Regions from separate parts of the Mus musculus genome. Here region 2 is linked to region 1. The links are chromatin loops, found by intact Hi-C in ENCODE. Cell type or tissue: left cerebral cortex. All regions are shown on one strand. Links, peaks and the distances in the headings refer to the core of each region. The heading gives the core; the rest is flanking DNA.

Region 1 (16,539 bases), core at 4,414-12,413:
ACCCTACAAAAGTTAGCAGTGCAACAGCTAAAGAGCTTCACCAGGTACATTGCACCCAACTGATCAGACAAGAAAGACCTGACCTTGGTACAACAAAGCATAACCTTTTTACAAAAAGCAAGTAGATTTCCCATGTGCAGGGCTATCACACACACACACACACACACACACACACACACACACACACACCTTATGGAAAGGTTGAGGACCCTCACTATTTCAATAGTATGGTCTCAGTTTGCTGAGATCCAGAGAACCAGTTTGATTCTCTGCCTCAGTTTTCTTACATGCAGGGTCCTCAGAGGCTAGAAGAGGGCATTGTACCCCCTGAGACTGTACTTATAGACAGTTGTGAGGTGCAGCATGGATTCTGGAACTGAATCTAAGCCCTCTGCAAAAGCAGCCAGTTCTCTTATTTGAAGAACAATCTCTCCAGCCCCAGAGTTCTAGGTCTTAACTGGACCACTCATGTCAAAGAGAGCAGAAGACAAAGAAAAAGTGAGAAAGCGAGAGAGCGAGAGCGAGAAAGAGAGAGTCAGTGACAGACAAAAAGAGACAGAGAGACAGGGACAGAAAGACAGAGACAGAGAGAGATGGGAGAGGGAGGGAGCAAGGGCTGGGCCCTGGGGAGAGATGTGGAAGGCTTCAGGAGTGAAATGCATTGATAATGTACTTTATCCTGGTCTATCTAGCTGAGCAGACAGCTGCCATTGTCCATGACAGGCTATAACTTTGCATTCATCCAGCTGTTTTCTTATCCTTCATATACTTGTAGATAACCACATAATCATGCCATATAAGATAAGTAAGACCAGAAAACTTTATGGTTGGCCAATTTGGACTTTGGTGGAATTAAAAATGCTCACAAAATGAACTTTGGTCTATTGTCAGTTTCCTATCTATGGTCCATTTCTTGGGAGAAAAAGCACAGCAGCTATGATAAACGGTGATGCAATAAGCATTTATTTCATGCTATTTTATAGCCATTCTAATTGCATTTCAACTTTCATCCCTTTGGGAGAACACTCAGGAATGTTGTAGCTTTATTGTATAAAAGTTTTGTTTTTCATTTTTCAAGTATCTTCTAATATGACATCTATAACTGATGGACTAATTTATATTTCTCCAAAAGTGTTAAAAAGCTCTATAAAGATGTTGGCAGAAATTAACATATTTTAAAGAGGCACATGCATTAACCTCTACCCTCACCACCCCCCCCATTGATTATTAAATTATTAGAACAATGGTTTATAAAGGAATTGGAGTTTCGCCTGGAATCTCTTTCTGATTGAAGAAGAATTCTGAATCCTTATGCCAGACAAAAGAACAATTTGTCATTCAGAAAGATATTTCACAGTTCTGACAACTTGTCACAAAACCTTACTGAAAAGACTGGAGCTGAGACAATGATCACCATTGTGACAGGTATGGCTATGCCTTCATCAGGCCTACTTAGTTATGCCTATGTCTTTGCTTCTGCTTCAAACTAAACCTCATGATAAGAATCCCCAAAAGGATATTAGTGGGTTATTAGATTTCAGTGTTCTTAAATAAATCTCATCTTTTTGTTTTGTTTTGTTTTGTTTTTGATTTTTGCTATTACTTATCTGTTTAATTGACCTACTGAAGAGAGATAACTAAACTGGCTTCTTAGGGGTGCCAGAGCCTAATCTCTGACCCTAAAACTTAAAAATCCCTTCCTTGTGAACATAGATTGTTGTTGTTTTTGTTTTGTTTTTGTGTTTGTTTTTGTTTTGTTTTGTTTTTAGTGTGTGTGTGTTAGAGATGGCAAACAGCCTGACTGAATAAAATGAGATCTCAACAGAGGTTTGATTTTCATTTGCCCAGTGTCTAAATATGTTAAACTTTTTCACATATTTAGTAACTATTTTTACTTCTTTAATAGCTTAGCTGTTCAGTTCATTGGTCCATTTGTTAGTTAGATTACACATGTGCTTGAGTCTTGTCTATTTGGCTGGTTGTCTGCATTTGAATGAATAACTGCCAACAATTTCCTCGTGTTCTGCATGCAGTCCCTTCACTCTCCTATCACTATTGCTATTCAGAAACTTTTCAGTTTCTTGAAATCTCATGTGTCAATTACATCCCTACCTGTAAGAGCTCAGAAGGTCACTGCTGATTCCTGGTTCTTGAAGGGTCTTACCATTGCTTTCCTATAGTGGTATTAAAACCTAATGTCTTACATTAAGGTCTATTACATATCTTGTTCTGCTTTTAGTACAGAATGAAAGATAGGTACCTAGTTTTAATCTTCTACATTTAAATAACTAGTATTCACAGGAGCATTTCAAAATATGCTATCATTTTCTAGCATGTATTTTTGGTGTCTTAGTTGAAAATCTCATACATATATAGTTGTGAGAGTTTACTTCTGGCCCCTCTATTTAATTCCACTGTTCTACGTGTATGTGCTATGTCAGTATCATTGTGATTTTGTTACTAGGCTTCTATAGCATAATTTGAAAGTATATATCATGATAACCTATTTCCTTGTGAGTATCATTGGTATTTGAATGGCAATTGCATTAAATCTGTAAATTAGTTTGTGGAATATGGCGATTTTCACAATATTAATCTATGAAACCATGACAATTGGGACTATGCATTTTCTGGAGTTTTTCTTAATTTCTTTTTCTTTGTTTTGCAAAGCAATGAAGTTTATTCCTAAGAATTTTATTGCTTTTGATGCTATCTTGTCAAAAATTGTTTTTATAATTTCTTTCTAATTGTATCTTTCTAATTCTTTAATAATTGTATCAAAAAGCAACTGGTTATTATATGCTAACTTTTATAGGCTACTTTGCTTAGTTTGCCTTTAGTCAAAAAGATTTTGGTATAAACTGTAGCGTCTTTGAGTATAAGATCATATGGTCTATAAAGATAATTAGTCTACTTCTAACTCTATGTATTGAATTTCATTTATTGATCTTATTATTGCTTTGGAGAAATGTTCAAATACAATAATCACTATGTATGGTAAAAGTAGATATCTTTGCCTTGTTATTGATTTTAGACAAAATGTTTTTCCTACTCTGCATGATATTGGCCTCTTGGTTTGCTGCACACAGCTTTTTTTTTTTTTTTTTTATTTTTAGGTATGACCCTTGATCCTGTTTATGTACTATATTGGACTTACTTATCTGCAAATTTTGAATCATTATTGTATGCCTGGAGTGAAGTCAACTTGATCATGGTGAATGATTTTTTTTAATGTGCTGTTGACTTTGTTTTGTAAGCATTGTGTTGTTTAATGCCTATGTTCATCAGAGTATTTGTCATATTTCTCTATTTATGTTTATTGTTTCGTCCTTGCCTGATTTTGATATAAGGATAATATTTGCCCAGAAACATTGAGAATGAGAGCCTTGGCCTTTATTCTATTTCGTGGAATGGCTTGAGGATTGTTGGATGTGAGGGACTCCATCCAGTTCTGTTTTTTCCTTTACTAGGAAATATTTCATTATCTAAATCTCGGTAATTCTTATTGCTCTGTTCATACTTTATACATTCCTATTCAATTGTATATAAAAGTTTAGGAATTTATTCATTTCTTCTAGATTTTCAATTTATTGAAGGATGAGTTTTTAAAATAAACCTGAACAATTCTCTCAGAAGTATCTTTTAAAATTATGATTTCTCTCTGGCTGAAGTTGTTGCTTGGTTTTCATAAACATTGAGCTGTATCCTCAGCTTATTTATCTTATATTTTAAAAAAATCAAGCCCTTAAAGAAATATTGGCCTGTCTTAGATATAACTTGCTTCTTCTTTTTAGTAATAGAATGAATCTTAGTTTCTGAAGAAAAAATTGCATTAGTAGATTTCCCTCCTTGCATGCTGCTTTGAACACGCTATTCCTTTGTTTTGTGGTTTCATGTTCATTGGTCTCTTTCTGACCAATGGCTGATGGACATTCATCTTATGTATATAGCCAGGAATGGTCTTCTGTACTGTGATTCTAAGATGTTTTCATAAATATTAGCAATTTGGGATATCATGTGTATACATTTTTTAGACTGAGGTCCTTTGAGTGTTTGAATCTGTTATATCACTTTAAAACTCAACTGGCAGTTGTTTGGTTCCTGGCTCTCACATGTTCAAAGGAGAAAAAGAACTCCACAAGTAGTCCACTGATCCCCAGAGATACTCCATATTTTAACCATGAGCTTTTCCAGGGTATCTGATCACACTGTGAACCCAGAGATTGTGTTATTTATTGAAAAAATAAACTTGTTTCTAGTTGTGTTATGGCTCAGCCCATAGCACACACCTTTAATCCCTGGTTGGGATACAGACATGTCCTTAGTACATACCTTTAATCTCAAACAATGGAGGTAAAGTTAGTTTGTAGAAGGAAACATCCATGCTTGAAAGTGATGCCTAATTGAGTGGTAGACAAAAGGATGAATCAGATAAAGATTTGAAAGAATAAGATGTGCCCAACTCTCATAAGAGAGAGAAAAGGGAAGCTACTTAAGAGAAAGCAGTGCAGAGGAGAGGAGGCAGAGGAGGGGGAGTTTTATACAGACAGGTTGAAGAGAGAACACGCTAGACACAGGTGAAGACAGAAGGAGGTAGAGAATAAGTAAATAGAAGACTAAAACAGATTGCTAGACGTACTATGAGGACAAGCAGAGCAATTTAGGAGAAGCTGAGAGAAGCCAGATTGAATATGCCAGCATGGAAAGAAGTTTTGAGCCAGAACAACTGAGTTGTTCAGCCAGCAAGAAACAAGAACACAGAAAAGATTCTATGCCTAGATTAGATTGTGTAGAGACTAGAAGCTTCCAGGACTAGGTCTAGGTTAGCAGACTGAGGCAGTAAGCTGATGAGACAACAATTACATCAGGGGAAGAAAAGTTATACTTACATTGAGCACATAAATACATAAATAAATTAAATTGATAGATAGATAGATAGATAGATAGATAGATAGATACATACATACATACATACATACATACATACATACATACATTCATACATTGTAGGGAAATTTAATCTAAACACACAGTTACTCTGGCAAGGGATTCCATCCAAAGAACTTCTAGGGTGTGTGATCTGGCTGGAATGACACATCTTTATTCTGGCTAGAATACAAACAATGAAGGTAAAGTTAGTTTGTAGGAGGAAGCAGTCAAGTTTGAAAATAACTCCTAATTGAGGGTCAGACAAGTAATGAGTCAGAGAAAGATTTGACAGAATGAGTCGGAGAAAGGTTACACCCAATTCTTATAAGAACAGCCAGGAAAGAGAGGCCACTTTAGAGCCTAAGAGAGCAATGCGTGCACACGTATTCACACATACACACACACACACACACACACACACACACACACACACACACACACATAGAGGGGGGGAGGGTGAGGGAGAGACAGAATGGAAGAATGGAAGAATGGGAGAATGGAAGAATGGGAGAATGGGAAAATGAGAGAATGGGAGAATAGGAGAATGGAAGAATGGGAGAATGGGAGAATGGGAGAATGTGGGGAGGGGGCAAGCAGCAGTAACATTAAAACATTGCCATAGTTAGTATGAGGCCAATCAGAGAAATTCAGCCAGAGCCATTTTCAGTCAGTCATTTAGAAAGGAGCTTGGGCCAGAACAGCTGAGGTGAAACAGCCAGGCAGAGTTTAGAAGCAGTGAGGAGTCTAGAGTAACATTCTGGGAAGCCCAATATACCTTATTATTGATGGTCGTATATTTGATAAGCAATTTATATTCCTTACAAGAGATTTTAGTGCAGTTACATTTCCAACAAATGTAGTAACATACTAAGACGTTTGGTATACTTTTTGGAGAGAAGAGGTATTTCTTCATTTCTCCCCATAAGGGTGACATACAACACTCAGGTGATTAAACCCAGTAACTGGTATGTGAGGCTTAGCACTAGTCTCACGGACATTCCTGACTTAAAAATTATATGAAAAATTATTTAAGAATATTATGTTGCCAAAAGTTAGGTTCTGTACATACTTGAAGACACTTATTGCCACATAAATAGCAATAAGCATATGCTTGAAAAAAGATGTTGAATATTTCCTTATTTAAAAATGTGTTTGTAAACACCCAAATTTATGTATCATACTTACAAAGTGCCTCACCACTTAAGCTTCCAGCTTCTCTATTCCTTTCAACAAAATTTAGCTGTATGAAGACAGTGTGGTACTTGATGCAAAATGCATTGCAAACCAATTTTCTGAGAAGATATATTTTTTCTGAGTTAGATAAAATGAATGAATTCTGTCATTTACTGTGATTTTACATGCCTGTTTGTTTATAAATATAGGAGGAATTTCCCAAGCAAAAATAAAAGAAAACATTACAACAAAAAGAATGAGGTAGAAAGTGTGAATTTGTTCAGCAGTAAGCCTGCAAGATGACAATTAAATCTGGCAAACAAGTTACTTTTATGCCAGGCTGTGGTGGCACATGCCTTTAATCCCAGCACTTGGGAGGCAGAGGCAGGCAGATTTCTAAGTTCGAGGCCAGCCTGGTCAACAGAGTGAGTTCCAGGACAGCCAGGGTACACAGAGAAACCCTGTCTTGAAAAAACAAACAAACAAACAAACAAACAAACAAACAGTTACTTTTACAATAAATAGCCCTGTTATAGGTCTCTAAGTTAAGTCCCCAGAACCACAATAATAAAAATAGTAATAACAATGATCAGGACAAAAGTGTTTTTCCAACAAGTGTTCATTAAACATTCCTGGGCGCACGAAGCACAGCTCTGTTAAAACAAAGTGATCTGTTGCAAGGAGGTGACGATGTTGCCTGCCACTCTGTTACTAGGATTAGCTTGGTTTCTCAGGTACATTGCAGTCACTGGGAAAGTTTGCTTATAGAACAGGCTCCCAGATGTCCGTGATGCTTTCTGGGGTTCATGCAAATCACAAACCTTACCACCACAATTGTCTCCTCAGAGGGAAAGACTTATTGACTGAAAAACAATCTATCTTAGACTGCCTTTTAGTATTACTATTAGTGTTGTTGTTGTTGCTGCTGCTGCTGCTGCTGCTGCTGCTGCTGCTGCTGCTGCTGCTGCTGCTGGAGTTTTTTGTGACAGTGTCTCACTAAGTAGTTCTACCTGTCCTGAAACTCATTATGTAAACCAGGTTGGCCTTGAACTAACAGAGATTTGCATCCCTCTGCCTACAGAGTGCTGGGATTAAAGGTGTGTGCCACCACTCCCTGCTCAATTATTATTTTAAATTTTTATTACAATATAATTACACCCTTTCACCCTCTTCCCTTTCTTCCCTCCAATCCTGCCCTTGTCTCCCCACTTACTTCCTCTCAAATTGATGGCCTCTTTAATTGATTATATATACATATATATCACATGAATATAAATGTATATGGGTTCAGGGCTGGACACTTAGTATTGAAAAACAGAAGGCTCCTGTCTGGGGAAGACTAAATCTCCCTTTCAGTAGCCTTTAGTTGCCTGTAATAATTTTTCTAGGGTGGGGACCCCTTGAGATTTCCTGGTTTCACTTTTTACTATCTACTGGTGCCTTTTAAAACTGTATTTTCTACATGTTCTTGTGGGAACTCAGTGCCAAGGACCTAGCCACTATAGAAGCAGTCTGGGCATCTGCAGGGCAGAGCAAAGCATGGCAGGGCATGGGAGGGAAGTTTGGGAAGGAATGGGTAAAAGCTCTAAGGGGCGGAGAGAAGAGCTCTGTGCACGTGATCAGGGGTTCTCCTGTTCTCCGGTTCCAGCAGATTGGAAACTACTCTCAGAAGCTTTGTCACTTCCTGCGAGAGCCCAGCTCCAGGGAGGAAACCAGAGGAGCAAAGGGGAGTGGACAGAAAGGGATAGGGAGGGACTGAGGGGACCGGTTTTAGAAGGGTGCCCTTGTTGTTAGCACCTGGGACTTGCCGCAGCTCAGACCTTCATTCCTCAGACGAACCAGCTGCAGTCCTAGCCATGCTCGCTGCTACCGGCTCCTTGTTAGCCACGATCTGGGCAGCGCTCCATCCCAGGACTCTGTTGGTGGCTGCAGTCACCTTCCTGCTTCTGGCTGATTACTTCAAAAACCGGCGCCCCAAGAACTATCCCCCAGGGCCTTGGGGTCTGCCTTTCGTGGGCAACATATTCCAGTTGGACTTTGGGCAGCCCCACCTCTCAATCCAGCCGGTAGGAAGGGGTGCGGGTGTCTTGCTTTGTCTGTCCTGACTTAATCCTGAGCTACAGGAACAGGGGACTTACTGAGACTAGAACAGAAGACCAGGTTCAAAGACTGGTGATCACAACCTGATATCCAGAACTCAGAACCTGTGTGAGTCCTCCTTTAAGATATAAGCTGTTCGATTTTCAAATAGTTGGAGATTTTTATTTACTCTTGTATGAAGGGCTTTGCTCTCATTGTTATTCTGTTAGGGTCAGAGAACTCCCTGTATGTGATTTTAAGTCTTTAAACCATGGCATATTAACGGAATGATAATAAATCTAGATAAATAATCCCTTTCAATTTCAGAAATGGGTACAGAAGTGGTACCTCATCTTAGTTTGTTAAAGCGCTTGTAAAGAAAACAAAATGTGTTTTTCTCTTGATTGGAGTTTTCTACAAGTAATCAGTTTTCTTATTGATCTTTGTTTGTCCTGTAAGTCCTTGCTGAATGTTCACCTACTAACTTTTTCAACCCCTGGGAAAGGTGTCTCCAGCTCCACAGGAAGTCTGCATGTTTTTCCACTCCATTCTGGAAGCTCTCCTGCTTGAATTGGAAAGACTGTTATGTGCACATAGTGTGCATGAAAGACTGAAATAGTGTCCTTTCGGTATATGACCATCTTCCCACATAATATTTCTCTTTATCTATAGTTATTTTCTCTGCTTAGATAGTTAATACTCCAGCCATGTTTGATTATCCCTGTCACTTCCCACTACTAGTGATGTCTGACTCTTTCTGATTGTTACTATTTAAAGGCATACACCCATATTTTTTTCATATTTACTTTAACCTATTTATTTTTCTCTTTTTCCTTCCCTGTGTGTTTTTTGGACACTTTCTGAGTAGTTGCATTTTTATACCCATTCAGTCTTTCTTTTTCTTTCTCTTTTATTGGATATTTTCTTTATTTACATTTCAAATGTTACCCCCTTTCCAGGTTTACTCTCCAGAAACCTCCTATCTTATCCCCCTCCCCCTGCCTCTATGAAGGTGCTCCCCCAACCACCTACTCACTCCTGCATTCCAGCCTTGGCATTCCCCTACAATGGGGCATTGAACACCCTCAAGACCAAGGGTCGATCCTCCCATTGATATCCAACAAGGCCATCTTCTGCCACCTATGCAGCAGGAGCCATGGGTAGCTCCATGTGTATTTTTTGCTTGGTGGTCCAGTTCCTGGGAGCTTCAGGACAATTAGCTGGTTGATGCTATTGCTCCCCGCATGAGGTTCCAAACCTCCTCAGCTCCTTCAGTCTTTCTTAAATCTCTTTTATCATTCTTCCAGCCACAGCTCTGTGCTATGCAATAGGCAGGGGAAGCTGATGAGATTTTGCTATCACCATTTTCCACAGGAAACAAAGTGACCACAAGCATAGAAGATCTCTGTCTCCCCTCTATGCTACTGCTGTCTCAGATGTTGTCTTCACACACACTGAGAACCACATTAGACTCTAACTTGCTCTTCAGTGTCCTGTGCAGCTGGAACTCAAAGGCATAAAAGCCTGTTGTCTCTGGCCCTTACTCATCCTCCAGTAGCTCTGTCTTTCTTCTGACCACACTGTCTTTCTCCCGAGTGTATAACGCTAGATGACTCTCTGTTGCACTTATGTTTCTAATGTCCCCCCCCCCCACTTCATTCTCACCTTTCTAGTTTCTCCAGAAGTACTAAGCTAATTTCTCTCTGCTTTCGATAGATTTCTCTGGGATTGTAGCTTTCCTGCTCATATTGGTGGTTTTGCTTCACTTGAGGCTTTGCACTGTTGGGTTCTTCATGGCACATTTGTGGTTTGTTATACTAGGAAGTTTCTATAATTGTTCAGTAATGTTCTCATCTACCCTTTCTCTTTCCTGCCTTTGGCAGACAGCTGGACCCAGGCACAGCTGTAATATCTCTGCTGCTGGCTCTTGCTGTTTTCCATAGCTATGTTTTCTGTGCTACGAAGGGTTCACCTGCTTCTCACCTCTGCCCTGCCAGTGTTTGTTCTCACATCACTTCACTGCTGATCTCTCCTGCACAGATCTGCACTTAGAACCCAGGAGCTTCTTGTGCTCACAGTTCCCTTTGCTTCCTCTCTGTATCTTTAATTTTTTTATTGAAAATACTTTGTCTCATACAATATATCCTTATCAAAGGTTTCACCCACTTCAATCTTTCTAGCTCTTCCCCCACTCCACTTGCCTCCAGATCCACTTTCTCTGTATCTCATTTGGAAAAAACAAAACAAAACAACAAAACAAAACAAAACAAAACAAAAAAACAGCCCTCTAAGAGATAAACAAACATGACAGATAAAATATAGTAAGATAAAGCAGAACTTACATCAAAGTTTGACACAGCAACCCAGTAGGAGGAAAAAAGTCCTGAGAGTAAGCCCAAGAATCAGAGGCCCACTTATTCTCACACTTAGGAGCACCATAAAAGTATTTAAAAGCTGTAGTATATATGCAGAGGACCTGGTACAAACCCATATAAGCCCTGTGTTTGCTGCTTCTGTCTCTGTGGATTCGTATTCACATGCCTAAGGTGATTTGTCTATGTGACTTTCATTTCTCTCTTAAAAATTCCTACCATGTGGATAATAGCACTTTGAAATATTTCACTCTCCTATAAGATAAATATCTGTGCTATATCTATAAAGCTGAGATTGTCTTGGTTTTTGGTAAGGCAAGTTGTTTTAGACTGGATTGTGAACATTTTGTGCAGTGTGTCACATTTTTGCTGTACACTGGATAAATATTTTATTCACAGAGGTAGTCTGCTGAGGATATGAATACTCACTTTTGTGAAGGGTTGTTCACTTGTAAATTTAGCTGACAAGCCTCTGTATTATGAATTTGATCAACCCCATTTGTGTTTCCTACTTTCCCTGGGGTACATCACAGTCTAATCAATGTAGCTTTGTGTAAAGAAAGAGAGTCACAGACCACATGATACTATCCTAATAAAGCAGGCATACTTCACTGAAGGGGAATAGAGGTCAGAGATTTGCCCATATTTATTTCATGAGGAAGCGATATTAGTATTAATGTAAGAACAGAATGGAAATCAGAGTTCTGTCCCAGACTCCACTGGGGATTTTCCTTATAGAACTTCAACTGTGAAAATCACAATTAAGCTACCCCACATAGGTAAGACTAGCAATGTTGTATCCAGGAATGCTGCAATGACAACCTCTTATAGGGTTAAAGTCTCACCTTTTGGTGTTCCACTATAGGACACAAAGGCAAAATGATAAGAGGACTTTATCTTGTTGGCTATACTTCTTTTGGCTTTTGTTTAAAGAAAATAAACTTTGGTTTGAGTTTCACCTCTGTCAGATGCTGCCATGATTTGCAAGAGTACAAAATCATGCTTTTATCTGATCTTATCTGAGTTTACTTGCTTGTTTTGCTACAGAATTAAATGTGACTAGAGAACTTAACTGATGTGTCTGGTGTCCCAACAATGGCTTGTGATGTAATAAAGGGGGGGGGGAGTCTTCCCAGTCCAGTTATGTTTTTATCCATTTATGGGTGTGTTTTCATATTTTCTCCTAAATCAAACACATAGCAAGAAGCATAATTGAGATAGAAAGAGGTCAGATGTCTCTTAGTCCAATGTCTTGAGTACTATTGTGCCACCTCTGTGTCACAGACCCATTCACACTTCTTGATGGAAATGAAGGGTGTTCACTTGTGACTTTTGGTGGTTAAAGTTTTTGACCTAAGGAATCCCCAGGAACATTACTTTTCGTGGGATTGATCTTAGCAGATATTTCATCAAGGAGAGTGCCCCTGCTCCTGGTCCTCCCAAGCAATTTCTAGCTTTACTTCATTTAATAATTCATTGACCTCCTTTGACTTGCATGCTGAGTAGGACTGTGAACTAGTTGAAGTGAAAGGATTGGGATTCCTTATCACCTGGTCCTGACTTTTAGCTAGTATGCTCTAATAAGGCTTTTCTTCTATATCCCTACACATATTCAGTCTCCAGTCTATGTATCTCTACTGCCTGAGCCACAATATGAGTATTTGGACCTTTATACTGTAAATGTTTTATTTACATCCTCACCATTTACAACTTGGCTAAAACACCATTTCCTCTAAGAAAGGAAATGTCTTCATCTCCCTTTCAATTTCTAGCAGGATTATAGTAGATGTCATCTTAGGCTGTGTGTTGAATATTTTTCTACACCATCAGCCTATCTCAGAAGATGATCAATGAGACTGTTACTCTGAAGAGGAATTAATGACCTCAAAGGAATTTACACAATTGTGCATAAATGAATGCATGTGCATGGTGTTATACTTAAGATCAGATATATAGTCTGAAAATTTCAAGGACACTGTGGTCTATAAAGTCTAATAATCACTGTTACTAATATTTCCATAGATTTATTTCATGTTTATTTATTGAATAAAAATGATTTTCAACATAAAAGTAATAAATCCTTCATTGCTTAGTTTTTGTCAATTTGACAAAATGTATGCATTACATGGGAGAAAGAAAACCTCGTTTGTTCAGGAATTATCTCCATCAGATGGGTGTGCGGGCACATGCTCTTGCTTGCTATTTACTATAGGAGGCACCAGCCACTGAGATGATGTCATTCCTTCACTTGAGGATGGAATATCTCTTATAAGACTAAACCTTTTCTTCACAAACTGATTTTAGTCAGTGTTTTATCACAGCAACAGAAAACAAAGTACGGCATGTGCATATTGAAATAAACACTTAAAAACACAATTTTGCAAATGAGATAGTCACCAGACCATGAACGTATTCACTGCCACACACTTAAAACACTTACCCACTCAGAAATAATTTCATATACTTGTTCATCTGCATTTCTACACTTGATCATAATGAAAATAAAGTTGTAGTTCCACTGTTTATTAAAGTTTTCTGAATTAGTAGGCAGTTTCTCCATATCAATGGAAAAATGAGTATCACATACTCATTAAAAAATATTTAAAAGATGCAAACAAGTGACTTTAAAAAGTACAATAACCTTAAAGATCACAAGAAAGGGCAGGCATTCCACTGGCAAAGTGTTCACCATGTAGGACCGAGATTATGTGTTTAGTCCCCAGAATCTATAAGAGTGAGGTATAGTAGCTTGTCTTTATAAATTCAGGGTCAAGGAGAAGACAGCCAAACTCCTGAACTCACCAGCTAGCCAGCCTTGCCTACTCAGTGCTCACGAAATAATCAAATAACAAAGTGGGCAGCTCTTGAATATGAAACCTGAGGTTGACCTATGGCACACACACAGATACACAGATGCACACACACAAACACACACACACACACACACACACACACACAAATGTGTGCGCGTCTGCGTCTGCACACACACATGCACACACACAAACACATGCCCACAGCTTATTACACAGAGCTCTAAGAATTCATACTAGCAGACCTTCTCATCCTCCACTAAGGGAAGAAGGAATTGTGGCTGTTTTTCTTTTTGCTTCTTGGGTGTTCCTTTTCTGTTGTTCAGTAAGGACTTCAATAGAGGTGAGTCATTTGTATTCATGGCTCATTTTCTCACTAATCCTTAGCTTCTATTTTAGTTCAGCCTCACTTTGTTCTTCCATAATCCATGTGGAGACTTACTTCTAGTATTAAGCTTGATATATCTTATTTCTTTTGTTAAATTTTATGTCTCTTATTTCAATTCGTTGTTGTTTGTGTTCCTATTATTATTTTCAATGTTTACCTCTTATTTTACCCTTTAGAAGCACCTTAAAAAATAGCTTGTTTTAATCTTCACATGATGTACTGAATGTGCAGTAAAACTGGCTGTGGCTGCCTTATGATGTATGCCCAAAAGTCTTCTGGGTAATTAAGTACACATAGATGAATTGACTGACAGGCATGACAAATTTGAGCATTGTAAAGGTCAGGACTTACCCATTTTCACTTGGTACATTATAAGATAAAACTTACTTAAAACTTACTGATGAACTTTGGTTGAAATAGACACATACATGGGCAGAGAGCTGGTAAAGATGGAAAAAAGATACTCACCCAATACTTGGTCTCAGATGCTGAATACCATTGGTAGAAGTACAGAATCCATGTGGTTCACATTTTTAGTTAGGATACACTTAAGCCAGATAACTTCTTTGTTGATATTGAAAATTAGTCAATAAATTCTTATGTGCCATAAAAGCTCTCATCACATTTATCAAGGCAAAGTCAATTCCTTTTCATTGTACGTACCTAAGTCTGGTATCTTTCAAAAGAAAAGATACACACTTGCTGGCTCTGCCTTATGAACCAAATAGTTCTAAGACTTAATGAAGTTGTCAAGGACTCGGAATAAAGAACAACAGAAGCACTGAGTCTAAGTCATTATCTTTAATATGTTGTAAGATCCAATAGTGAGACAAAATCATTACATTTTCTTTGACATGGTTTACAAAGGTCCAAGGCTTAGTGATTGATGTGATAAGATGTAAGTAAATGAAGATAAGCAGAGGAAGGACAGAGGACCACAAATACCTAGAATAATTGAATTCAGTTTGGTACTACTGATAACACCCAGGATGATCTAAAGTAGGGGAGGGTCAACACAGGGCTGACTTATAAATGCACAAGTGGAAGGATCTTTAAAACTGATTATACATGCTTCCAGCTTTGCACAAACCTGTTATGTCCTGCATCCTTGTGGATGTTCTCATTGTCTGCAGCTACCTCTTCTCCTTCCTCCAAACTCCCTCACCCACACACTCATGCCTGGTACCCACTTTTTAACTGACAGTAAACTCCAAGTCTTATGAACACCCAAAAGCCATTTTTCCCATAAATATTATGTAACACTTGGTAGAGTAACTCCACCAGGCAAAAACCTCTTTCTTGACTGTATTGCTTCATTTACAACTCCTTTTCCTATTTAGTAAGATGAAGAAAATTCTGACTATAGTAAAACAGTTATAAAAAATGAAATAAAACACAAAGCATACTGAGCACCCACTCAGTGGGTGTGGCTCTCTGGGACTGGTGGGTTCTTGTCCTAGATTTTGCCATGCACTTTTATCCCTGAGCCTGTGAACACAGAGTCCATTCACTTCTCAGGGATGCAGTGGGTGACTAGACGCCAGAAATAAAACAAGGCTCTCTTCATAGTGTCAGTCTCTTTAACCAGAGAAGCTTTTGAGGAGGGTGGGGGTGGAATGATATCTTATTCATCCATAATGGGGATCTGAAATTGGAAAAGAGCATATGTCACAAGTGACATATACACAGCCCTCACAGAAACCTCTCAACATGAATCAAATTAGCTTCACACTTGCCTTACATCCTGGATACACAGACGCATGCACGCTTAACTATAACTATTGATGTATTTTTCAGTTGGTGAAGAAATATGGGAATATTTTTAGCCTGAATCTTGGTGACATAACTTCAGTGGTCATAACTGGACTGCCCTTAATCAAAGAAGCACTTACTCAAATGGAACAAAACATTATGAATCGTCCTCTAAGTGTTATGCAAGAACGTATATCTAATAAAAATGGTAAGTTTATATAAGTTTATTGAGCAACACAAAGTGTGTTACAATGTTTATGGTGCATTATAGAGGCCTGTTCCAACAATCCCATAAACCAAACCTATCTTGAATTGCCATCTTTTAGGAAGTGTGAGGTTACATTTCTTTTTTTATTATATATATATACGGTATTTATTTCATATGCATTTCCAATGATATCCCAAAAGTCCCCCACAAGCTCCCGCACTCACTCCCCTACCCACCCACTCCCACTTCTTGGCCCTGGCGTTCCCCTGTACTGAGGCATATAAAGTTTGCATGACCAAAGGGCCTCTCTTTCCACTGATGGCCGGCTAGGCCAACTTCTGATACATATGCACCTAGAGACACAAGCTCCAGGGGGTTGGGGGGGTTACTGGTTAGTTCATATTGCTGTTCCACCTAGAGGGTTGCAGTTCCCTTTAGCTCCTAGGGTACTTTTTCTAGCTCCTCCTTTGGGGGCCCTGTGATCCATCCAATAGCTGACTGTGAGCATCCACTTCTGTGTTTGCTAGGCCCCAGCATAGTCTCACAAGAGACAGCTATATCAGGGTCCTTTCAGCAAAATCTTCCTAGTGTATGCAATGGTGTCAGCATTTGGAGGCTGATTATGGGATGGATCCCTGGTTATGGCAAGCTCTAGATGGTCCATCCTTTCGTCTCTGTTCCAAACTTTGTCTCTGTAACTCATTCCATGGATGATTGTTTCCAATTCTAAGAAGGGGCAAAGTGTCCACACTTTGGTCTTCGTTCTTCTTTAGTTTCATGCGTTTAGCAAATTGGATCTTATATCTTGGGTATTCTAAATTTCTGGGC
Region 2 (16,539 bases), core at 4,695-12,694, 130 kb before region 1:
TTAACATTTTCTTTGACTGATATAGCCATTTCTATAGAACATCTTCAACATCTGAGACGCTCTCTTCTATCTATTTTATTCTGTTGGTAAAACTTTCTTCTATGGTTTCTGTTCAAATTCCTGATTTTCTCATTTCCATAATTGCCTCATTTTTGTGTTTTTGTTACTGATTCTATTTCCATGTTTATGGTTAAACAGTTTTATTCATTTCCTTCAACTCTTTGTATTTTTCTTAAAATTTTTAAAGGGATTTACTCATTTCCTCCAATTGTTTGTTTGTTTGTTGTTTCCTTTTTGTTTAAGAATTTTTTTCATGAGCCGGGTGTGGGGGCGCATGCCTTTAATCACAGCACTCAGGAGTTAGAGGCAGGAGGATTTCTGAGTCTGAGGCCAGCCTGGTCTACAAAGTGAATTCTAGGACAGCCAGAGCTATACAGAGAAACCCTGTCTTGAAAAACCAAAAAATAAATAAATAAATAAATAAATAAATAAAAGAATTTTTTCATTGTTTTCTTTAAGGACCTCTTTCATTTTCATATAGTTGGTTTTAAGGTTTTTTTTTTCTTGTGCTTCAGCTATGTTTGAATATTTAGAGCCTGCTGTGGTAGGATAGCTGGGCTCTAGTGGGGATAAATATTCCCATAGTATCTAGGCAATTGTGTTTGGGATGATTATAAGTCTAGGTGTTAATTTCTGAATTTGTCTTTTTCAGGTGGGTGGTTTTTGTTTTTGTTGTTTCTCCCCCCCCCCCCCCTTGGTTTTCTGCTTTAGAGAGGGAGAGTAATGGTTTTGTTTTGCCTGTGTTCCTGGCCTGATCAGCTGATGTATTCACAGGCAATGCCTGCTGATGTTGGTGAAAGACTTGGGGAGGGAAGGTTGGAGAAATTCTTTGTGATCTCTTGTGTCAATAGTGTCAGAGAGGAAAGGGAGACCACCACAGCAAGTTTTTCCACCACTGAGGTAGAGATGATAATGGTCACCTAATTATGACTCTTAGGGATAGGGGATATGAAGTCTTAACAGGACATCTCTTATTACCAGGTGAGCAGCATGGGTAGAAATCACCATCATTGTCAGTAGCTGACATGGAAGTGTTTGTATGGGAAAGCATGCCAAAGTGAAGAGGGGGGTGGCTGAAGCATAGGAGACCAAAGAACTTAAGTGTTGTGTGGGGGAACTTATAATGTTTCAACATTAAGAAAAACGAAGGGGTAGAAGTGAGAATAAAGAACGGAAATGGGATGTCAATGAACAAGGATGACAAGCACCTCACTGGCTTGACAGTGGGTTAGGGAGGACTGTGCATCACAACTTTGACACTGTAAAACGAAGAGATCTAGAGTACAAAGAGCCCTAGGCTAGCTGCTTTTTGATTCTGTGATTCACAGTGTGTAAAAGGAAATAAGGACCAGCTAACATAACTATATGAAATTACCGTGGACCATGTGGTGTACCCTGAGAGAATCTGGTTCCAGGTAAAACAAGAAAATGGAATAATCACTATTCAAGCAAGAGGCTAGGGTTATGATGGCTGTTGATGACAAATTAAGAATTGTGTTCTGTTGTGTAAACTACATTTCTTTTTGCTCTCATTCCCCTTCTGCAAGCCTTAGCAGCTCCTCACCTCTCTGTTGACACCTCCATCTTTTTGCCTTTCAGGAGACACTTATATATCCCCAAACAGTAATTTACGTTAAAAACAACCATTTATGTTCTCCTGCAGTTGCTATGGACCCTGGATGCATCCAGCTGAATGAATACTATGGGCAGGTGCAGTTTTACAGTTTTAGTCAAATAGTCCCTGAAGTAGGCCGTAAGGGAGACCAAGTATCTCTTCATAGATTCGTAGATTGCTGGGTTCACAGCTGAGTGTGACTTATGATTATTTTTCTCCTCCAGTATATCACATAACACCTTCTAGCATTATGAAAGCTATCCAATATGAATGAAGCTTCCAGATCAGTACCAGCCTGATTTCTTCAAGTTCTACAATGCACGTATGTGGTGTCTTTGGCCATAGGGCTTTGTCATTAAGTTCTAGAGGGAAACCATGAGCGCTGGAATATGTTCCCAGTATTTACTTTTTATTTTTATTTTACTTTCAAAGCATTAAAAAGGTTAAACAATGTGGACAACCCTCTCTCTGCTTCATTTATTCAGACATTATTCACATTGAAATAATCAGTTATTTCCTAAAACATGATTAAATTTTCAAGCTCTGGCCCAGTCTACAGCATAGGTATTGTTATGCAATTACCTAGGCAAAGTGAGAGGCTGAGATGTGGCTCAGTAGTTATTTTTATTGTTTATCTCTCTGTAAAGTGTTGCTAATATCCAACTGTGTGGTTGTTGTTTTCTGTCCTCTGTAATAATTCAGTAAAGAGAGATTCTTGAGGAATTAAAAATATCCTACTCTTCCTTTAAATGCCCCCTTAAATTTGGTACTTGTTGGCAACTCTAACCTGGACCTTTGATGATTCTTTCCCAAATTAACCATTACAATGATAACCATATAAAAGTATGGCTTTTCAGGCTGCTGCTCCCTTGAGTCTATTATTTGGCATGTAGCACTGCATTCTATGTCTTTTGTTATCTTTATGTCTATGTTTGAATTTACATATACTATATGTACAAGTATGTCTATACATGTATACACTAGTATATATGCATACTGGACATACACAATACACCCACTATAGTATGTGCATATGAATAATACAAGATATATATGTGTATTTATTAGCAAATATATGATAAAACTGATTCCTCTAATTTTAACCTGTCACTACGAAAGTGTTTTCATATACAATCAACTTTAATCTCTCTACCTACAGTGCTTTCTCTAAGATCTTCACATGACCTAACGCCTGCCTCGGCATACATAAGTCTACACACACACACACACACACACACACACACACACACCTGTCTTTATCCCTTTACTGTACTCTCTTTTCTTTCTGATCACTGCTTGAGAGGACATCATGCATGCAATTTTCAGTCTTCTCAATTGTTTTTTCCTCCAGCACTAGAACAGCCTGTTCTTTTGCTCTTTATAATTTGAGATCTAGTCTATAGAGCAGCATCTAGCACAAGGTCAAGAAATATCTGTTGGACACATGCTTTGGTGCTTCCCAAACTCAACACTAGACAATGAATCTCCTTTGGAGAGGGGCTCACTGAGCATTCATGTGAGCATTCACCCACGCTCTGACAGGATCCCCTTTTGTCTGTCATGTCTTGCAGTCTTTATACATAAAGTACATGGGCAGACCCAAGGGTAGTGTTGAGATTAACCCCCACTTGCTCATGTTTTTTCTCCTCATCTGTTAGCTACATAAACTGGAGTTTCACTGTCTTCCTGGTGTTCCACATCTACTTTACTCATGGCTGTCATTAAGTGTCTACCACTAAAGCTAAATGAGCTACTTATCTGCTGATTATACTTCATGGATACACTAACTTGTATATATGCCACATTATCTGCATATATCAAAAAAATCATCCCTTTCCCTATAACTCCATTCAGTTATGATTTGTCAATCAAAGATAAAAATATAAAATTTAAAATGCAATAAAAATCCATGATTAAGCATTATTTTCTTTTTTAAAAAGATTTTATTTATTTATTATATATAAGTACACTGTCACTGTCTTCAGACACTCCAGAAGAGGGAGTCAGATTTTGTTATGGATGGTTGTGGGCCACCATGTGGTTGCTGGGATTTGAACTCCGGACCTTCGGAAGAGCAGTCGGGTGCTCTTACCCACTGAGCCATCTCACCAGCCTTCAAGCATTATTTTCTTAAAATAGAGGAGAGCATTTATTATTCGCTGTTAGATCCCGAGTGCTGTGTACCCTGGATATAAACTGATGCACTGCAAGGTAATACCAAATCTTTTGAGTATTTAAATAGATGAATAAATGACGATTCCCAGTTTATATTTGTTCTACATTAACAAAACCCTCATATGCCTAGGACATCATAAGTAATGCTGAAGGCTCAGAAAGTAACCAGCTTCTATTTTACAGCAATACCTGAGTCCCGCAACCTTTGCCTTTGCTAATTTGCATAAGTTGCTGAGCACTAGTCTCCCTCTTCCAGGAAGGCATCATCTACTCTCAGTGGTCCTCACTGCCTTCAACACCAATTAGACAATGCCTGATAACTTCACCTGGCATTCTGCAAGTCAGCATCTGGATCCCCACCCCTAACAAGTCCCATGCCTCCTCTTGAATCTGCCACCACTAAGCACCACTTGATGACTGCCCAGACAGAAGCCATCTGCTGGTTATTAAAGAAAGTTAAATAAGCCGAGGAGCTCTAGGGAAGTTTAACAAGAAAGAGTACCATATGCATAGAGAATTAGCAACCAGTTGGCCCCTGTGACTCAGAGTTCATTATGGCAATGTTAAGCAGACTTCCCTTGGGATTGCTCAGTTGATTGGCTCAGTGGAAGCCCTACTGAGAAAACCTGCCTTTGTGATCCTCACAGGCACAAAGACAGCCTCATGGAAGTTCATTATATTTCTGTGTCAGTCAATCCGTCAAGAGTCCCACAGTGATCCTAGAGAGTGGTATTGCTTAGTTAAAGCAGCACAGCAATTCCTGTGCCTTGCCCCGCACAGTGGTGAGAAAAAAACAGACTTAACTTCTCTTTCTACTGTGAGCATAATGGAGTAGTCAGATTCATGATTTGGGTGGCAGTATGGGGAAATTGTAGGAGGAGACAGAATCCATAGTGTTTCTAGGAAAGCTAAGCTACCATTCTAAATTAATGAATGTAAGTTGCAAAATATGGACAGAGTCAACACTAAGAATCTGTTCAGTCTTTGTGCCCCCACTACTTTTAGGCAGAACAATTTGGTGGAAATGCTTTGTGGGTGGGTTGATGTCTTTATCCCTTCACTGGGAATCCTGCCTGGATATAGTAGGTGGCCACTCTAGGCTCATCCATTACTAAGAGTTTCAGTTAGAGTCATAAATTATTTGGAGCCTCCCCATGTCTCTGGCACATCCAAAAAATGCTTCCTAAACCCTACAGCCAGTTTTCATTTATTCCCCCAGCCCTCCCTCCCAAGCTCTCTCTCTCTGCACCTGACCCCCCACCTCATTTTCTTCCCTCTATTTTATTTCCCCTTCTAAGTGAGATTCAAGCATACTCCCTGGAGCCCTCCTTGCTATTTGGATCTATGGAATGTTGAATAGTTATCCTGTTCTTTATGGCTAACATCCACTTATAAGTGAGTACATATCATACATGTCCTTTTGGATCTGAGTTACAAAGATAGAGAATGAAGGAACAGCTAACCAATGAGTGCCCCAACTGGAAACCATCCCATGGGCAGGAACAAATTCCTGACATTATTAATGATACTCCATTATGCTTGCAGACAGGAGTCTAGCATAACTATCTTTTGAGAGGTTCCCTCCAGCAGCTGACCTAAACAGATGAAGAGAGCCACAGCCAAACAGATGGGGGCCCCATGGGGAGTCTTTTGGAAGAGCTGGAAGATTGACAGACATGAAGAAGAAAGGAACTCCACAGGAAGACCAACAGCATCAACTATCCTGGACTCTTGGGAGCTCCAAGAGATTGAATCATCAACCAAAGAGCAAGCATGGGCTAGAACTAACCCCCATCCCAACACATATGTAGCATGTGTGCTGCTAGGTCTTTATGTGGGTCCCCCAACAATTTGAGCATGGTAGGTTCCTCACTGTTACCTGCTTGTGGATCCTATTTCCCTAACTGGGCTGTCTTACTTGGCCACAGTGGTAGCAGATGTGCCTAGTCCTGCAGTGACTTGGTGCATCAAGGTGGAACCTCCCCCTTCTCAAAGGAGAAGGAGAGGGAAGAATGTGGAAGCAGCTGTGTGAGGGGAGACTGGGAGGAAAGTGGGAGCTGCAATTGGGATGTCAAGTGAATAAATAGATGAATAAATAAACAAAAATTTAAGTATTATGGAAAATAAAAAAGACTGAGGATCTGGAGATGCCCAGGGGTTGGTGCTATGATGACTAGTAAGAGCAGGCTGGGACTCTGGATCTTTCCCACTCTGTATTTGTTCTTGTCCACAGAGTGGGTCATGTGGTTTTGCCAGAAATACACTGGCATTAGCCCACTGAGATGACTCTGAGGGTAACAGAGCTCCTATTGCAAGCCTAAAGATCTGAGTTTGATTGATTCCATGGTGGAAAGAAAGAACTTTCAAAACTTGTCCTATACCTTTCCCACGCATGCTGAGATGCAAGCATGTAGGAGTGGGGGAGAGAATAAAATATAAAAAAATATATACATATAGTTGGGGACTCATTCATGAGTACATCTCAGGGAAAGGTGTTCAAGGTTAACTCATGCATGTGCAAGGGCACAGAGATGGGAAAGTGAGTGTTCCTCCATGGATTCACAATTCATCTCAGAGTCCTGAGACCAAGTCTGTCAAAAACAGGAACACAATATTCAGAGGCAGAGTAGAAACATCTGAACCTCTGAAGCCTGGAGAATTTTGTTTCTTTAAATCAATAGTTTCCAAGGGAGATTTATTTGCACCAATGGTATACTAGACTCTCCCTGGGACATTGAAAGAATTTGATAATAATAGTATTGCAGGACTGGGGATGTGGCTCTGTTGGTAAAGTGCACACTACATAAACACAAGGACACGAGTTTGGATCTCCAGCACCCACATAAAAGCCAGATGTAGTGGTATGCACCTGTAAACCCAGCATTGGAAGGATGGAGACAGGCGAGTTCCTGGGCCTTACTGGGAGCTAGTCAGGCAAATAGATCAGTGGCAGTTCCTATTTCAAAATATTAGGTGGAAAGTGATAACATAACTTCCACAAAGTCACCCACACACCTAAACACGTACACAATATACACTAAGCATAATAATAGTAATAATAATAATACAGCAATCATTGAAATGAGGCACCCAAACAAGCTAAAAGTAGAAGAATGTTGACCTAAAAATCTCAAAAGTGCAAAAATAACTCTCCTCTCATTGAAAATATGACAATATAAGGTCTACTTTAGATTCTGCATAAGATATGTAAGTATTGTTTGTGCAGTCTGTACCATACATGGCTTATGAATATGTACTATTGTCATCTAAATAAACCTGTGTTATAGGTGCATAGAATTCAGCCATCTGAAGTAACTCTAGCAGGAGACAGACATCCCAAGCCTAGTGAATTTGTTTGGAAATCCCATTCTAACTCCTACTGGGTAGCTGATTGAAGAAGTAAAAACTTAATTGGAAATCCATCAATGGGCTACTTAAGTGCCTCAAGTTGTAAACAGGAGCTGGAGCAAGTTGTTTTTAATAGCATAAAGTTCTTAGTTTAAATTGAAAGTAATAACATTTTAGGCTATGGGTGCTAGTACTTGGAGATAATCCCAACACCTGGGAGGTGGAAGTTCAAGTTTTGAGAATTCAATATCAGTTTTGGCTACATGGAAATTTCAGCATTAGATGAAACCTTGAATGAGACTATATCTGTCTATCTATCTATCTATCTATCTATCTATCTATCTATCTATCTATATGCATGTACATGTTATAAATATACATATGTACATTTACATGGGCTGGGGATGTACCTCAGTGGTAAAAATGGATGAGTGCTTGCTTAGCATGCACAAGGCCTTACATTCAATCACCACCACTCTCCTCCAAAAAGAATATTTTAAATCACAAAGTGTACTCCGTTTCTTGAGATCCTAGGCTTTGGGAGATACAAAAGCCAAACCAAACACTGTCTGACTCTCACATAGTGGACTGTCAGTGTCTACAAATGTTTTACCTGAGCTTCCCAGATAGAGATAGGCTGCAATCGATGTGGTGGCATAATGTGTTGACACCACAAGTCCATATAATTAGAACTTCGGTGAGCAGGAAACAGATGGCTTTAGTTGGAAGTCAGGAAGGAAGGCAGGAAGGGAGGGAGGGAGGAAGGAAGGAAGGAAGGAAGGAAGGAAGGAAGGAAGGAAGGAAGGAAGCATTCGACTCAGATCACAAAGAGCTGGGAATGCTGTGTTAGCTAACGAGTCCTTGCCTTTTCCTGAAGTCACTTCAAATCACTTGTTTTTCAATAAATACACTGGTATGGGCAGAGTTTTGCCCACCACTTATGTGTGAAGCATAGTGTTTGGAAGAAAACAGGAAAAGCTCATTTCCAGCATCTAAGGAATATGGCTTGTTTTGTAGTTTCACATTATGACCACAAGAGGGTATTATAATACAAAGCTGTCCTATCTCATATGTGCTGGCAACCAAATTTCCAGTGAATTTTCCAAATCACTGCTCTTGGGTGCTGTTCGGTGTTGTCTGAATGCACTTTTAGAAACAATAATAATACTTTTAGAGTTTTTATTATGACTTGATATTCTCCAGGTTGAATTCCAATGTGTTCTTCTAGTTTTCAACTTCACAGATAATTCACACTGAGGCTGTTGCCCAAGGCTCAGCAGCAGCCACTGACATTCGTTCTAAAGAATTGCTTTGCAGATATGAAAAATAATCCCTAAGGAGGAACGTGGCCAGAAGGAACACAGTTGTGAAATAAAAATAGCTAGATAGCATTGTGTCCAAATCCTGTCTTCGCCACTAAATGGTTAGATCACTTGGAAAAATGTTTGTCCCCCAGGTCTCAATTTGCCTGTGTCACCTTCTTTACACCAAATTCATTTCTAAAATTTATTTTAAAATGTTCCAGTGGTTGCCAGCTGTAGATAAAAACCACAGGTCTCCGACGGCATAGTTATAATTTTAAAGATTAAATTTTCATAGTTAGCAATAGTTTTGGGGCTAATGAGACTGTAACAAACACTTCTGCTAGTATAGATTATTCTATTTTTACCTTATGAACTCTAATCTTCTAAAATCTTTGATGCACTCTTTTGATTTTTGGGTATTTACTTCAGAGTATGAATATATTTTTTAAATCTATGGACTTAGTCAGCAAAAAACAACTCTTGAGTGTTTACTGTGTCTAATCACTAGCAATATCACCAAGACCCCAGCAGGCTGAAAATTGTCCTTGAGGAGTTAAGTTTCTAGTGGGAAGTAGAATAGATCCAGATGTGATCTGGGCTGCGTGAAACTGCTGAAAGGAGAGGGGTGAGGTTTGTGCAAGTGACTGAAGAAACCCAGTTGAGCTGGTTTTTGAGCAAAGCTTCTAAGGACATGTGTATAAAGCCACCTAGCTACTGAGGCTGCAAGTGGGGAAGGAATTATGAGACTGGCATATGCCTGCTGCCTCACTGAGGGAGAATGACTACAGGAGAATTAACAGGATGTAGTGATTACAAAGGTCTGGGGGATTACAAAGCCCAAATCATAGGGGCCATTCTGGATATGGTGAAACCTTTAGGAGAAACTGGTAGACAGCTGTTTGAATAGCTCTCTGATACAATCTGATTTTGTTTATAATGAGGTACTCCAGGAAGAATAGGCATGAATGTCCACAGGATAAGCACAGGAAGAGCTGAGGGCTTTAGCAGCGGAGATGGTGTGAAGAGGCTGGAAGATCAATCTATTTTGAGGTTAGATTCAGTTGTATTTGGTAATTCACATTTAAGTTTAGGAACTAAGCAACACACATCAGACGTTTCAGCCCCAGGATCAGAGGAATGGAGTTCTCACCCCTGAAAAGAAAACCTGAGAGGGAAGCAGACTGGATAGTTAACTCACCAAGATACTCTGAGAACTTCCTACTTGCTAGGCTACAGGATGCCTAAGGGGATAATGAAAATCACAATTAAAGAATGCTTAGAAAACTTAACCTGGTGCTACACACCAGTAATCCCAACAGTTAAGAGGCTAAGACAAGAGAATAGCCACAAGTTTGAAGTTAGTCTAGTCTATACAGCAAGTTCCAGGCCAGTTAGTGCTACATAGAAAGATTGTCTTAAAAGCAAACAAAAGAATTGCCAGAAAATATCTAAAACAAATCAGAGTGGAGTGAGATACCTAACATTAAAATTTATTAACACAAATAACTACATTTCTGTAATTTCAATATCAATAGTAATATTAAAACCAATGAAAATTCCCCATAACTAGTGATAGATAGGTTGGTGATTGATAGACAGACAGCTGGACAGATGATCAATAGATAGATAAATAGATAGATAGATAGATAGATAGATAGATAGATAGATAGATAGTAGATGATAGGCAGACAGATTGATAGAATGATAGGTAGGTAATAGATGATAGACAGATATGTGATAGCTATAGATGATAGATGTGTGTGTGTGAGATAAATAGGTAGAAAACAGAGAGAGAAACTTTACTTTTGTGAGAAATAGCAACTAATGTGCTTTTTAAGAGGTATGGCTTCAGTCCAGATACAAGGACACAGTAAGCTCTAGAGCCCAAGGAATCTATCTCCTCCCTTTAACTGCAGTTAGCATTTCTGGATCCATAGTATTCAAATGTGAATTGTTGTTCCTGGTCAGAAAGACCTGTATGGCCACAAAACATCTAGAGGTCAGCAGTAGCACTTGTTTGTTGAATCTTGACTGATTTTTCTCAATATATTCAGGGTTATCTGATTTTCATGTCTGTTATTAGTTGATTATGAGCTTTCTCCAATGTACACATAAATTTGAAAAGAGCCAGGACATTTGTTCAGGACCCTGTTGCCTATATAGACAAGCAAACAGGAGTAAGACAGCCTCACCCTTAATAAAGGCTCAATAAACATCTGTGAGAGAGGAAGAAAACATGCTTATCAGCTATAATAAACCTATTTATGCTCTTGCCACTTACACTGAACTATGGCCAAGTAAAAATAGCCTACACACCTTATCACAGGGCCTAAGTCACAGTAATAGTTGCTTCAACAATCCATTTATTGAGCTAACTTGTTATGGTCTTTAACATCCTAACTTTATGTGGAACAACACAGAGGTAAAATACAAAATACCAAAGCCTGCTTCCAGTTTTTCTAATCTGTCTGCTATATTCCTTTTCCACAGTTCTTATCATCTGTCAGCTGGGATATGTGTGCTTAACAACATATGTATGTTCATATAAGTATAAATGTGTGTATTCATAGTATTCTTGTGTGTGTATATATGTGTTTGTGTGTACAAACATATGTGTATATACAATTTTCATATTTCATTCTACATATAAAACATGCTATATGTGTTAGCATGAATTTAAATATAAATATAGATATATAGACATATTTTTGACCCTTTAGTCTCTTTCTTCATTCATATGTTAACAGCTCCCCAGTTTTATTGAGAGGCTACATATTTTCCACTGTGAAACTTCTTGATGAGTTTATAATCAAGCCATCTGTGATGGGTTGTTCTAATGCTCCACTGCACACAGTTTATGATGACCTTGGAAGAGAATCTCAATGAAGGATTTATAAATTAGTTTGGCCTAAGGGATGTCTGTAAGAGAGGATCTTGATTATGTTAATTGCAGAGGGAACATCTGATCCTCTGGGTGGCGCCATTCCCTGGGAAAGAGACTTTGCTGTGGAAAACAGGAGCAGAGCAGTTGCTGCCAGCATGCATGGTGTAATTCACTGCCCTCTGTGGATGTACCAAATTAAGTTGCTTCAAGTTCCTGCTACCTTGACTTTCCAAAGATGATTGACTGTACCATGAAACTGTGAGCCAAATAAGCCAGTTCTTCTATAATTTGCTTTTGTCCAGATATTTTATCACACAACTAAGACATTGCCTAAGTCTCCTAGCAGAGGAGCAAACACATGACCTAAACTTTATGTCAGACCCTGATACCTAGAAATATTTTCTACCTTGGATGTCCAGTAGCTACACTGGGCTGCGACTCAGGGAAACAATTCTTACTATGCCTTCTCACCCTAAACACGATCACTACTGTCTTAGCACTCTTCCAAGCACTGCAGCAACCTACTTGCCTTTACCATTCCTTACTACCTATACTCACGGGGAACTTTGCTCTCCCTTGTTCCTTGGTTCAAATTTAAATTAATTCCTTCCTGTAGACCCTATCAGCATTCCCTTCTAGCTAATCCCCATTTGCTTTTATCAGCCTCCAATACCTAGAAACACTATCTACCTGATGCTTCCAGTGGTCATATCATGCTGGGAATATGATTGTGGCTCTCCTTCCTGTCTTCCATATGACTTCCCCTGTCTAACTCTGAGTCCTGGAGCATCAGTTTAAAGGATTGTGCACTCTCATTTCAATTCCATTCACTAGAGACTTCAACTCTTGATATGGATACAGGTCCCCTGTAAAACTTTTATTCCAGTGTCTCCAAACATTTTCTTTGTCTCATGATACCCTACGTTCAGGAGTGCCTCTTCCAAACATATCTCCTTACACCCTAAGGCCCTAGCCTCTTGGTGTAAACAGTATCACCTCACCTCTTTCTTTCAACCTGACTAAGCCTTTCCTCCTAGTTCATCTCTATTACTCTCTGCTACCCATCAACCTGCAAAGCTCTCTCTACCAGGGAACTAACAGCTCCCACGCTTTACTAAGATGCAAAGAGGGTGACAAAAAACAAGAATGGAGCACCCATGACAAGAAAGGCCAGACCAGGTATCAATCCAAAGAATCATATATAGCTGACACACAAAACAAAGACCTCAAAATGCTTATTATGAATACAGTAAAGAATCTTTGAAAAGATATGATTAGATCACTTAATGAAGTCTGTGAAAACCCAACAGTTATATGAAACAAGGGAAACAATTTAAGAAACAAAAGTGGAATTTACCAAATAGAATCGATAAAACACACACACACACACACACACACACACACACAGACACACACACACACACACACAATGGATATCTGTAGCATGTAATTATTAAAAAAAGAATCCACACTATTTCTGGCTAGGCACCAGGTTTGAAAATGGAAGAGGGAACACAGGAGAAATGAATGCCCTGGTCTTTAGACTGTGAGAGGCAGGAGCAATATAGCAGGCAATGTGTAGACCAGAACTGTTAGATATGATAGCAGAATCCACCACCAAAAGGTTTCTAACATAGAATAGTCATGAGTTTAGGATGATAGATTCCATGTCCAGAGGTTGTGTTATCTGTTGATTCTAAACTAAGGTTGTCTATTGTTTATTGTTATTGAGCCAGCAGTCTCGTTCCATTCTCAGTCCAGCACATAGCCTGAGAGCACATGTTTTCCCTAGCCATTGCCTCTACCACCAGCACTGGCTCTGCCTCTCCAGAGCTCCAAAATCACTCTCTTAGTCCTCTTGGCTAGCTGCTGCCAAACTGCACGCCAAAATTGCTGCTTCTAGCAGAGGGCACACTCTAGTCAACCTATGCTCCCCTGCGGTTACCTTTCCTCTGGAGCTCAGTTGAGTTGCTCAGTTGAGTCACTCAGTTGAGTCATGCAAAATGGAAAACAATAGACAACCTCCAAACTTTGTCTCTATAACTCCTTCCATGGGTGTTTTGTTCCCAATTCTAAGAAGGGGCAAAGTGTCCACACTTTGGTCTTCGTTCTTCTTGAGTTTCATGTGTTTAACAAAGTTTTCAGGCCCAGGAACCTCTGTAAATACCTTGGTTGTTTATTATTTTGTGCCTTCAGCCTTGAAAGGAGAGGAAAGATGAGGTAAACTGGAGTGATCAGTAAGAGTGTCAGTGTTAGACAATTATTTCTTAAAGACTTTGCAACTGAGTAAAATTCTGACTCAAAGTTTAAAGTATAAATATGTCAGCTCTGACTTTTAGGTATTTTTATAACTAGTTAAAACCAAGTCAAGCTTGAGAGTTTACATGTGAGAGGCTTTTCTCTAGTTCCTTCATTGGGGACCCTGTTCTCAGTCCAATGGATGGTTGTGAGTATCCACTTCTGTATTTGTCAGGCACTGGCAAAGCCTCTCAGGAGACAGCTATATCAGGCTCCAGGCCTGGGTTTGGTGATTATATATGGGATGGATCCCCAGGTGGGGCAATCTCCAGATGGTTATTTCTTGAGTCTCTGCTCCACATATTTTAACTCCTTCCATGGGTATTTTGTTCACCCTTCTAAGAAGGATTGAAGTACCCACACTTTCGTCTTCCTTCTTCTTGAGTTTCATGTGGTTTGTGAATTGTATCTTGTGTATTCCAAGCTTCTGGGCTAATATCCACTTATCAGTGAGAGCATATCATGTGTGTTCTTTGTCATTGGGTTATCTCAGTCAGGATCATATCCTTCAGATTCATCCATTTGCCTAAGAATTTCATAAATTCACTGTTTTTAAACTGGTTCGTTCTTATTTTTGGTACATTTTTTTTTTACCAAATATTAAATACTTCCAGATTACCCCTGTTTGGTTTTGTAAGCAGGGTATGAGATAAGCCAAACCTAAGGTTTGGTCTGTTGCTATGTATTATAATGCTACGTTCTATAGCTGAATGTCTAGGCCTATGAATTCATTCTCACATTTATAAACTTTTGTTGTGAAATCATTGTTCCTTGATTGAAAACTATTGGTTAAATAAAATTGGCTACAGCCAATTACTGGAGGGGTTAAAAGCTGGTGGGTTTTTAATTACCTGGATGGAGGTAGAGAAGAGTAAAAAGTGATGAAAGGAACCTGGAAAATGGGATAACACTTGAAATGTAAATAAAGGAAACATCCACAGCAGCCTTAAGCACATACACACATTGTATTCTCTCTTCCCTTTTCTCACTCCAACTCTTTGCCCTAAGAAAATAGATGTGAGTTGGCTTTCTTCTGTTGTTGCTATTCATAATTGTGGCTCCTTATATTCCGTTTTTAAAGGAATACCACATAGAGATCCCTAGCCTTCCAGACAGTGGAGTTACGGAGCAAATCACAGGCATACCCATTGTAATTGTTTGCAGTTTTGCTTGTGAAACTATATAATGGGCTGAAATTTCCCATTTGTCAAGTATGGCCTTGATTATGTTAAAATATGTTCTCCCAACCCTCTAGTGTGCTGACTTAACTTTTGTCTGTAAACTTGTCATGGACCTGGACATATCTGGGAAGAAGAAATCAAAATTGAGGAATTGCCTGCATCATATTATCCTATGGGAATATCTGTGAGACATTTTATTGATTAGTGTTTAGTGTGATAGTGTTACTCCATTAAAGGTAATCCCAGATTGTATAGAAAAGAAATATCTGGAGTTGAAGGTCTGTAATTGTGAGCACATATTGTCAACTTATATCCTTGAGTAGAACAGCCACTGCTCTGAACCTTTGAGCCAATTGTCCAGTCCTATAACTGATATTTTTACTTTGTATTATAGGAAGAAATCTGAACAACCACTTTCAGAGCACCTTAACATGTATACACTAAAGGCATGTTCACTCCTAGTTTATCTTAAACATCTATAATTCCAAATGGGAAGAGAAGAGGTACAGAGCTCCCTGGACTTGGTGCTTAGAGGGAAATACATACACAGAGAGTGAAGCAGGGAAAATGAAAGCTTGTTAAGAAAAAAGGCAAATGTCAGGAACAAGATCCAGTTGACTAGAACAATAAGAATGAAGGTTAAATTAATTTATTGGCTTTGTTCTCGGCAGGAGAAAAAAATTCTGGTGGAGGAAAAATTGTCAAAGGCAGATGTGTTCTGGCCTCCCAGATTGCTGGATCTCTGATGAAAGCAGATCAACAAGGCCACTCTCAGCTTTTTTGCATGATGGAAACAGGAACTTTACAACTGTTTTAGCAACTGGTTACCTCAGTCTTGGTCTAGAGTACAACAATTAAGCATATTGTGTCTAGCTTAGTAGAGACTGAGACTATGGTTATTTTATTTGACTTTGACAATAACGGGGGTGGGGGGCACTAATATGCTTTTCTTTTTTTTTTAATTTTATTGGTTATTTATTTCATTTACATTTCCAATGCTATCCCAAAAGTCCCCCACACGCTCCCCCACCCACTCCCACTTTTTGGCCCTGGCGTTCCCCTGTACTGGTGCATATAAAGTTTGCACGACCAATGGGCCTCTCTTTCCACTGAAGGCTGACTAGGCCATCTTCTGATTCATATGCAGCAAAAGACACAAGCTCAGGGGGGTACTGGTTAGTTCATATTGTTGTTCCACCTATAAGATTGCAGATGCCTTTAGCTCCTTGGGTACTTTCTCTAGCTCCTTCATTGGGGGCCTAATGATCCATCCAATAGCTGACTGTGATCATCCACTTCTGTGTTTACTAGGCCCAAGAATAGACAGCTCTATCTGGGTACTTTCAGCAAAATCTTGCTAGTGTATGCAATGGTGTCAGCGTTTGGAAACTGATTATGGGATGGATCCCGGATATGGCAGTCTCTAGATGGTCCATCCTTTCGTCACAGCTCCAAACTTTGTTTCTGTAACTCCTTCCATGGGTGTTTTTTTCCCAATTCTAAGAAGGGGCAAAGTGTCCACACTTTAGTCTTCCTTCTTCTTGAGATTCATGCATTTAGCAAATTGTATCTTATATCTTGGGTATCCTAAGTTTCTGGGCTAACATCCACTTATCAGTGAGTACATATTGTGTGAGTTCCTTTGTGATTGGGTTATCTCACTCAGGATGATGC

What was found. Peaks named below come from ENCODE experiments on the same cell type or tissue, not always from the same donor. Only the 100,000 strongest peaks of a DNase experiment are listed, where the experiment ranks them.
Region 2: it touches region 1 in a loop (2.8-fold over the local background); 2 of 42 quality-filtered maps call a loop at or near these places.

The regions. Positions count from the first base shown.
Region 1 is chr4:96,544,871-96,561,409 of GRCm38, reverse strand. It overlaps Cyp2j6 (cytochrome P450, family 2, subfamily j, polypeptide 6), which reads left to right and starts at 7,759. Exons shown (of 9, transcript NM_010008.4): 1 at 7,759-8,168; 2 at 15,549-15,711. The coding sequence starts at 7,959. In left cerebral cortex, for the core only: no CTCF peak of the experiment used is centred there; a DNase peak (open chromatin) is centred at 7,780; H3K4me3 peaks cover 2,114 bases; H3K27ac peaks cover 1,740 bases.
Region 2 is chr4:96,675,386-96,691,924 of GRCm38, reverse strand. No RefSeq gene overlaps it. Among named protein-coding and RNA genes, the nearest start is that of Cyp2j5, 20 kb to the right of the region's middle. In left cerebral cortex, for the core only: CTCF peaks have their summits at 8,233 (motif pointing right) and 11,458; DNase peaks (open chromatin) are centred at 4,836, 8,287 and 11,495.